Linked DNA regions of Homo sapiens: region 1 is linked to region 2. Evidence: chromatin contacts called from ENCODE Hi-C data. All regions are on one chromosome and are shown on one strand. The core of a region is the stretch at or near the end of the contact, and the rest is flanking DNA. Distances in the headings are between cores, read along the strand shown. Region 1 holds the start of MBD3L1 (methyl-CpG binding domain protein 3 like 1). Region 2 holds the start of EVI5L (ecotropic viral integration site 5 like).

Region 1 (4,496 bases), core at 59-2,558, 1.0 Mb after region 2:
CAGTTACACATCTTTACGTTATTTGTATGTTTGTTTTGTGGATACTTATTTGCATGTAACTGTATTTACTTATTTACACACATGTAACCATAAACACCTCTGTCTTTTTACCTTGAACTTTCCTTAAGATACCTTCACTCTTAGTGACTTCAATGTGGTTACAACCCCAGCACAGGAAAAGCCCACGAGGAGTTCTTCTACACAGCAGAGCCTGCTGAAACCTTGTTGTAGGTTCCACACTGTACTCACCTGGTCACCCAAAAACCCACAACAACAGGTGGACCTTGTGGCAGGCTTCAACACGAATCTGAGCTTGAATGATGCTTTTCTCATCTGAAAAAAAAAAAAAGACACAAAGATTTCTTTCGAGGCTTTGTATAGGTTGTACAGTTGTTGGATACGGCTGCCGGAAACACCATCCCATTCACTTTTTTTGGGTACTCAATGATTAAATGTGTAATAAGGGCCCAGCCTGTGGGCCATGACTGGCTTTACCTGATTCCCATCTGGCCATCTGCTCCGTAAGAGGGGAGAAAGCAGCTTAACGCTGTGTGCATTTGACTTGCTCAACTTACTACGCTGGAGAGAGATTCTATGGTGACTCCACAGGCTTTAAAAATATCTTGTCACTTAGAGGCCCTATTAAGTGACTAAACTGAATTTTTAACAATTTATGTAGTTTATTCAGAACTGCAGAGATTTTTTTTTTAAGGCCCTAGAGCAGGGTTTCCCAACCTGGCACTACTGATAATTCTTTGTTGTGGGGGACTGTCCTGTACAACGTAGGATCTTTAAGAGCAAGCAGCGTCCCTCTTCCCCGGCCTCCACCCTCTAGGTGACAGTAGCAGCCTCCCCTCCCCACAATTTGTGAAAACCACAGTCGTCTCCAGCTACAGCCAAAAGTCCCCTGGGGTGCGGAATCGCCCCGGGTGAGGGCGACTGGGGTTCCCTGAGGAGGCAACAGCGGCGCGGGGCCCCGACCCAGGAGCAAGCAGCAGCTTCGTGCTGACCTAAGCTCACAGCCCGAGGCCTCATGAACCGAAACACGGCTCCCTGGAGGGACGCAGGGCCCGTGGCTGGCGGTGTCCGCGGCCCACGTCGCCCCCTGGACTCGGACCCGAGCCCCCGCCAGTCGCTCACCGAGCCCGGCCCCTCCCGCGGGGCCAAAAGCGCCGACTCGCGGGGACGGAGGGACTCGCTCCCCGCTGCCCCACGCGCGGCCCCTCCCACGGTACCGCCCCGCGCTTCCGCTTCCGGTCTGGGGAGAGGTGCGCTGCACGTCCCCTTCCGGCTCGCGCGGGCAGCCTCGCAGAGTCGAGCGTGTTGGGGGTTCGGCGCTTAGGCGACAGGCGCGGCGGGCGGGAGCGGCGGCCGCGAACCCCAGCCTTGGGCAGAGGTGTTCTAGTTTGCTTAGTGGGCACAAAGTTGGGCCCTGGCCTGGGGCAGTAGCGGGGGTAAGGTTGGCCCTGGGGGCGGGGCCAGGCTGTGAGCCGCACGAGGCCTGGGGGCGGGGCTGGTTGTGGGCGGAGATCAGTTCCGGGGCGGGGCTGAAGGCGGGGAACCGGCTGAGGCCGTACCAGGCCTGGAGGGCGAGGCTGATTGGGCAGAGACCAGTTCCAGGGTCGGGGCTGTGGGTGGGGCCCAGTTCTCGGGGCGGATGGTATAAGGCTTCTAGAGCGGGGATGACTGAGCAGAGACCAGTTACAGGGGTGGAGACCTCCATTTCCGGGGCGGGGCTGAGCGGGAACCAGGCTGTGGTTGTGACAGCCCTGGAGGTTGGGGCTGGCTGTGGGCGGAGATAAGCTCCGGGCCGGGCGGAGGGCGGGGACTAGGCTGTGGGTGTACCGGTCTTGGAGGGCAGTGGTGATTGGCAGAGAGCAGTTCTAGGGGCGGAGCTATGGGGTGGCAGCAAGCCTGGGGGCGGGGCTGACTGTGGGCGGAGACCAGTTCTGGGGGCGGGACTGTGGGCTGCACCAGGCCTGGGGAGGGGGCAGTGGGTGGAGACCAGTTCCAGGGGCAGGGATCTGGGTATGAATAAAAGGGTGTATGATGTGGGTGGGTTGGGATAGGCCCAGGAGCCAGGATTGTGGGAGATCAGATTCAGGGGTAGGGCCTTCCTTGGATCCCTAGATTGTTGATACAGTTACTGCCCCATGTTCATACAACCCAATAGGATCAGATTATGTATGCACATTTGTCTATAACTTGCTTTCCCAAGGCAGAACATAGTGATTTAACACTAAGAGTTTAGGGGAGCAGGAGAGGACTGGGTCATAGATACACATATAGGAAAACTTAAGAATGGTACAAAGTCAGTCAAATATTCTCCCACCACGGTCTTTCAGTTCTTTTGCTCAGAGGCAAAAATAATTTTCTCCTCTATCTTTCCAGATATAGTGTGGACATGTATGTGTGTGTATGTGTGTATGCCGTAGTCATATTCATGGAATAAATGCTATTACCTCCCCCCCAACAAGTCTCTGTTTTATACACCATGGATATAGACTGAACAAAATAGGTAAACGTCCTTGCCCTCAGAGAACGTGCATTTTAGTTGTGAGTTGGGCAGGAGAAATGGACAGTGAATGTGATAAATAGAATACATGGTGGGTTGGTGCGTTAGATACCACTAAGTGCTGGTTGGACCTGGTGGCTTACGCTTGTAATCCCAACACTTTGGGAGGCCGAGGCAGGCAGATCACCTGAGGTCAGGAGTTCGAGACCAGCCTGCCAACATGGTGAAACCCCGTCTCTACTAAAAATACAAAATTAGCCGGGCGTGGTGGCGGATGCCTTGTAATCCCAGGTACTTGGGAGGCTGAGGCAGGAGAATAGCTTGAACTCGGGAGGTGGAGGTTGAAGTGAGCCGAGATTGCAGCCGGTGCACTCCAGCCCGGGTGACGAGCAAGACTCCATCTCAAAAAACAAAACAAAACAAAAACCAAAAACCATAAACAAAAAAAGATACTGGTAAGTGCAAAGGGAAAAAATTTTATGTAAGAGAGTGGTAACATTTAAAATCAGCCAGGAAGAAATACTTTCAATGAATGATATTGTTTCATGCACCCGTCCTTTCAGAAAAAAATAGTTAGATCTCTGCTTCCCAAAAATATCCATTTTCAGGTGGCTGAAGGAAGTTTAAGCAAAAATGAACAAGTTCAAAATTCAATATACTAGGAAAGTTCACTGTGGAAAGACTGTTCTCTTCAACAAATTGTGCTGGGACAACTAGATGCCAATATACAAAAGAATGAAATTGGGCTGGGCGTGGTGGCTCACGCCTGTAACCCCAGCACTTTGGGAGGCTGAGGCAGGCAGATCACGAGGTCAAGATATCGAGACCATCCTGGCTAACATGGTGAAACCCCGTCTCTACTAAAAATACCAAAATTAGCTGGGCGTGGTGGCGGGCGCCTATAGTCCCAGCTACTCGGGAGACTGAGGCAGAAGAATCGTTTGAACCCAGGAGGTGGAGATTGCAGTGAGCCGAGATCACCCCACTGCACTCCAGCCTGAGAACAGAGCGAGACTCCATCAAAAAAAAAAAACAAACCAAAACCAAAAAAAAACAAAAAAAAAACCAACCAACCAAGAAACAAACAAAAAACAGAGAATGAAATTGGACCTCTACTTCACACCATGTACAAAAGTGAGCTCAAAATAGATCATAGACCTAAAGGTAAGAGCTAAAACTATAAACTTCTTGGAAGAAAACATAGGTGTCAAACTTTGTGATCTTGGGTTAGGCAATTGTTTCTTAGATATGACATCAAAAACAGGTGGCGAAAGAAAAAATATATAAATTGGACTTAACATTAAAAAACATTGATGCTTCAAAGGACACCATCAAGAAAAAAGACAAACATGGACTGGGTGAAGACATTTACAAATGATTTATCTGATACATGACTTGTATTCAAAATATATAAAGGCTTGCGACTCAGCAATAAAAAGATACCCAATTAAAAGTGAACAAAGAGTTTTTTTTTTTTTTTCTTTTTGAGGTGGAGTCTCCTTCTGTCACCTAGGCTGGAGTGCTGTGGCACCATTTTGGCTCACTGCATCCTCTGCCTCCTGGATTCAAGCGATTCTCCTGCCTCAGCCTCCCAAGTAGCTGGGACCACAGGCGTTCACCACCACGCCTGGCTAATTTTTGTATTTTTAGCAGAGAGAGGGTTTTGCCATGTTGGCCAGGCTGGTCTTGAACTCCTGACCTCAAGTGATCTGCCCACCTTGGCCTCCCTAAGTGCTGGGATTACAGGTGTGAGCCACTGCACCCAGCCTGAAAAATGAACAAAGAGTTCGAATCGTCATTTCTACAAAGAAGATACACAAATGGCAAATATATACATGAAAAGATGCTCGGCCCCATTAATCATTAGGGAAGTTAATATCAAAACTTCAATAAAATACTACTTCACACCCATTGGGATAATTAAAATTAAAAAGATAGCCAATAACAAAGATTGGCAAAGACAAGGAGAAATTGGAATTCT
Region 2 (4,837 bases), core at 268-2,767:
TGGCTCATGCCTGTAATCCCAGCACTTTGGGAGGCTGAAGTGGGAGAACCTGGCACCAGGAGTTTCCGACTAGCCTGAGCAACATACCAAGACCCCAGCCTCTACCAAAAAAATTAGCCGGGCATGGTGTGCACGCACCTGTAGTCCCAGCTACTGGGGAGGTTGAGGCGGGAGGATCATTGGAGTCCAAGAGTTCGAGGCTGCATTGAGCTATGTTCGCATCACTGCACTGCAAACTGGGACACAGAGCGAGACCCTGTCTCTGAAAAATAAATAAATAAAAACACACTTATGACGTCACCCTCTCTGCTATGACAAGGTCCTTCCCTGCCCCACCCCCTCCAGGGCCCATCCCTACATCTTGGGGAGGAAATAAGTCCATTTTGGTCAGTCTTGCCCGCTGTCAGTAACTGTCCCTACGAATTCCTCTCTAGCTTGAAGGATTCTCCACCTCTCCCTTCTCTGTTAAAAGAGTCACGGGCCCATTTTCATTCATTCATTCATCAAATGTTTATAAGCAGTTTCCATGCTGGGGACCTGGAAGAGACCCGACCTAGGCCCTGCATCCCGACTCCCCGAGGATCTATCAGCCTGGGAGGATGGGGAATGGGAGGGCCTATCCCTCCCCACGATCACGGCGCGAACCGAGCTTTGATGGAGAAACACGCGGCTCTGTGAGCTTTAGAGAACACATTTAACCTGGCCTGGAGTAAGACAGGGGACGGGCCTGAATCTTTTATGGGACCCGCCCCCAATATCAACCGCCCCGTCCCCAGCACAGAACTGGGCTCCTAGACGACACGGTGCCATCACGTCCCCAGTGAGTCTTCAGGATTTCTGGCCACGCCCCTTCTCAGACCCAACCCCCGAGCCCCTCCCTTGCTTGACCCCGCCCCATCTCTGGCCTAGGCCACGCCCTCCTCTTAGCCCCACCCCCATTTCATTCAACCCAGGCCTCAAGCCCCACCGCCCAGGACGCCAATGCTCCCACCAATCTCACATACCCATTGGTCAGAGAGTGTCACTTTCCCGCCCTCCTTCAGTAGCATTGGTTCCCTAGGTGTCAATCTTCTTTATGGCGCCCCCAGCAGTTGCCAGGGCCCAGGTTTGAGGGGCAGATAATAATGGACGTCTCGGGGCGTCTCGTTATTGGGCAGAAAGCCCGGCTCTGGGCGGGGCTTAGTGCCAAACGCTTGGCCGCGTCTGCCTGGTGTTCCTCAGGGCCGCAGCCTTTCCTCACGGACACACCCCCACTTTCCTTGCTATTGGTCTTATCAGGTGTTGATCAATAGGATTCCTCATTCCGATACGCAAAACTACCTGTCCTTCACCGCTTCCCTCATTTCAATTCGCTCTCTCCTCAGAGGCGGCAACCTTCTGAACGTAGCCAGGGCCCGCCTCACGGAATGGCCACGGAATGGTCAGACACCCCGTCACTCCTGGCTGGTGGGCGGGGCCAGGGCGCCTGGGGGCGGCGAATTGGCGGATGGGGCCTCGGGGGCGGGGCAGCGGCTCCTGTCAGCGGGTGAAATGGCAGCGGCGGAGCCGGCGGCGGCCGCGGTCCCGGGGGGCGGCTGAGGGGGCCGGGCCGGGGCTGCGGGGCGAACGGCGCGGCTAGGATCCGGCGGCTCAGCCCGGGGCGGCGAGGCTCGGCACGGAGATGGCGGCGCGCTCGGCGCAGGTAGGGCGGCGCGGGCCGGGCCTCCCGGGCGCCTGCTCAGGCCGGCGGCTCCGTGATGCGGCCCGCGGGGAACCGGCAGGACCGCAACTCGGGCCGTCGTGCCCCGGAACCCGCGCTGGGAGCCTCGGCATCCCCAGCCCGGGACCTTCGGAGGACCCTGGCCCCTGCCCACCCTCGTTGCCGATCCCTCCGGACCCCTCCCCAGGAGCTCCTGCAGGATCCCCCTCCCCCACTCCGTCCCCTCCCCATGAGGACCCCGCAGGCCCAGGACCCCCGTCCACCCTTTGCAGTGACCCTCAGGACTCCTCTCCGGGAACCCCCTCAGGGCTCCCCATCCCCCCACTCCGCCGATCAGCCCCTCAGAAGCGCCCCCCAAGCCCAAGAACCCCCGTCCACCTTCTGCCCTGATCTCTCAGGACCCCTCCCTTCTGGACAACACTTGCCACCCCCTCCCCGCACCCCCTCACTTCACGTCCTCCTATCTTGGGCCCAGAACTGCCCCCACCTCTCCCCAAGGAGACCAGCCTCAGGGCCTACCCGCCCCCCATGCTGACCCCACAGGACCCCTCTCTGGCCTCTGTAAGTCGGATTTCCTACCCCTGCCCACAGCCCTCAGCTCAGCCTGCTAGCCCATCTCCCACCCCAGCTGCCACATGCCCAAGGGCACCCCTAAACACCACTCCCCGGCGTCCACCCAGCACACTGTGGTAGCTCCACTGATCCTGCCCCATCTGGATCCTGGCTCCTGGATCCTGAAAAATCCACCCATGCTCAAGACCTCCCGTTGGATATTCTGAACCACCCCACTCCCCATCCAGAGCCACCCATCTTTCTGAAAACCCCAAACACACACACACACACACACACACACACACACACACACACACACACAGTCACTTAGATCCCCCAGCACACACAGAAAAACTTAAGAGCTCCAACATAGACCCCAGGCATATCTGCCCCTGCCCCCACCCACTCAACACTTCTGCACCCCTCCTCAGATCCCACCTGTCCAGGCCCTCCCAGAGTCCCCGACAGCTCCCCCAGCTCAAGCAGAGATTCCAGAGACCATGAGGTGCCTGCCGCACCCCAGGAAGCCAACTTGCCCCTCCACCAAACCAGCGCCCACACTGGAGCCTTGGAGGGTGACAGGGCCCCAGAATCCCCCAGCACCTACCCCTGTGGGAACCTGCCCCAGGCCTCTGCCAAGTTATCCATCCTTCCCTGCTGTGCCCTTTCAAAGGGAAGGACGCTCACTTTCTCTCCTACACTAGTGTCCCGAAGGAACCACTGCCCGCCCCCTGATTTATGCCACCCCCTGGCGGGAAGGGAGAGGATTCACAGCTCCTGGCTTCCGTCCTGAAGTCTGCCCCCAGCCTCCTGACCCCATCACGCCTACTGGCCTCAAATGCCAGAGCCAGCAGGGCGGTCCAGGTTGCTCCTCAGAGCTGGCCCCTGACAGCCCGAGAGTTCTTTCACCCACAACTAGTGTGTTTGGCCAAAACAAAACAGCTTCCTTCTATCTTGGCATTTGAGACCTGGGTCGGGGCCTGCCAGAAGCAGGCAGCTCTTTGTTAAGGAATATTTTCAGAAGGGAAAAATGTGCTGAAGAGGCTCGAGTGGAACATGAATGAGTTGTCTGCTTCGTTTTATTCCCCCTCGGCCGGGATGTGATTGAGCTAGAGGACCCGTGTCCCTGTGTCTTTCCGTCTTTTGTGGCTCTTCCCATCCATCCCGCCGCCCTCCCCACTCCCAGCTCTGGCCTCAGGGTCCAACCTGTAGGTTCCTCTGGGCTTCTGTGGTCAGCGGAGGGTGGTTTGGAAGGGATCGCAGGTGGCTTGGCCCTGGCACAGGGATGAGACAAGACAGGAGAGGAGATGCTGGCGCGACACTGTGGCCAGGACTGCAGGGGGCGAGGAGCCGGGCCGGTCCAGTCCCGCGCAGCCTGGGCACTGTGCGTCTGGGGTCCTTCTGACAACATAACTGTGCTCAGAAACCCTGAGATAAAAGGCCCAGGCTTCCTTGTGGATATTCACTAGCGGATTGTGGACCATCCAGGAAAAAGCTCATTGCGGCTCAGTACCTCAACTTCCCCATCGGAAACTGGGGTGCGGGGAGAGCGGCTAAATTTTTAGAACAGAACTTGGAACTGCAGGAAGGCTAGGGTGTGGCCCTGTGTGTTCCCCCAGTGCCGTGTGGAAGGGGACAGCAAGGTCTCGGAGGGGAGTCCTATGGGCTCCTGTGAATCACTGGCCACCCAGGTCCCTGCGAGGGTCTTAGTTGACACTTCATTGAAAAGTGGCCATCTTCCTAGGGCTGAGCTGTATTGCAGGGAGCCAGCTCGAATCAGAGCTGGAAGAATGGAGATGAGAGATGGTCTGCTGCAGGACTTGTGGTTATACACAGGGTCTTCCCAGGAGGACCACGGGGAACAGGGTGGGCATGAGGGGCTGTCGGATAGCCATGCTGAGGCCCCACATAGATCTCTGATGCCCCACATAGACCTCTGACACCGGGTAGGAAGAGGTTTGTTCTGTCCACTTGCTGAAGGAAGGCGTGGAGGAAAAGACTCCTGAAGGTCACGTGGTATCTCTCACGCACAGGAAACTAAACTCTACAGCCTCCCCAGGGTGGAATTTTGTGCAGAGACAGTGGGGTATGAAGGCTTCCCAGGATGACTGTGAACTCTATAGGAAACCACGAGGAGGACTTGTCAGTGATACGAACGCAGTTTTACCCGAGACTGGGCTCGTGGAGCTGCATCTTTGTTTGAGCTTTGAGGGGGCAGACGGATGAGGAGGAATGTATATTTCAATTTCCTCTTGCAGAATAGAGATGCCAGTTGTTACAGGGAAGCCCTGGGCCTGGAGTCAGATGTTGGGGTGTGAAGGAATGTAAGATGTGTACAATGTGGTCCCTGCTCTGCGTCTAAAGTCCTCTCACTGGCATGCGGCGGCCCCCGCCATGTGCTCAGCACCATGCCAAGCACCATTGACATATTATCTCATTTAATCCTCCCCAAAACTCGGAGGAACCAGGATTGCAGCACGCGCCCTTGCCATCCTGGCCTGAGGCCTGCTGCGGGGAGCATGAGACAGAATTATGTACAGCAGGCTGCAATGGGAGCCCGGAAAAAAAGCCTGATGCATCCCTGGG

What was found. Hi-C counts contacts between places; a loop is a spot of excess contacts on that map. Pooled maps may share reads with other maps.
Region 1: a pooled map shows a loop between it and region 2 (14-fold over the local background). The contact joins the promoter of MBD3L1 here to the promoter of EVI5L in region 2. A Hi-C loop is called at or near these places in 14 of 50 pooled maps.

The regions. Positions count from the first base shown.
Region 1 is chr19:8,831,069-8,835,564 of GRCh38, forward strand. MBD3L1 (methyl-CpG binding domain protein 3 like 1) reads left to right here and starts at 1,309. Exons shown (of 3, transcript NM_001393532.1): 1 at 1,309-1,454. It overlaps ZNF558 (zinc finger protein 558), which reads right to left and starts at 1,236. Exons shown (of 10, transcript NM_144693.3): 1 at 1,141-1,236; 2 at 250-333. RefSeq lists silencers at 1,016-1,285, 1,786-2,045.
Region 2 is chr19:7,828,701-7,833,537 of GRCh38, forward strand. EVI5L (ecotropic viral integration site 5 like) reads left to right here and starts at 1,518. Exons shown (of 20, transcript NM_001159944.3): 1 at 1,518-1,681. RefSeq lists a silencer at 1,375-1,614.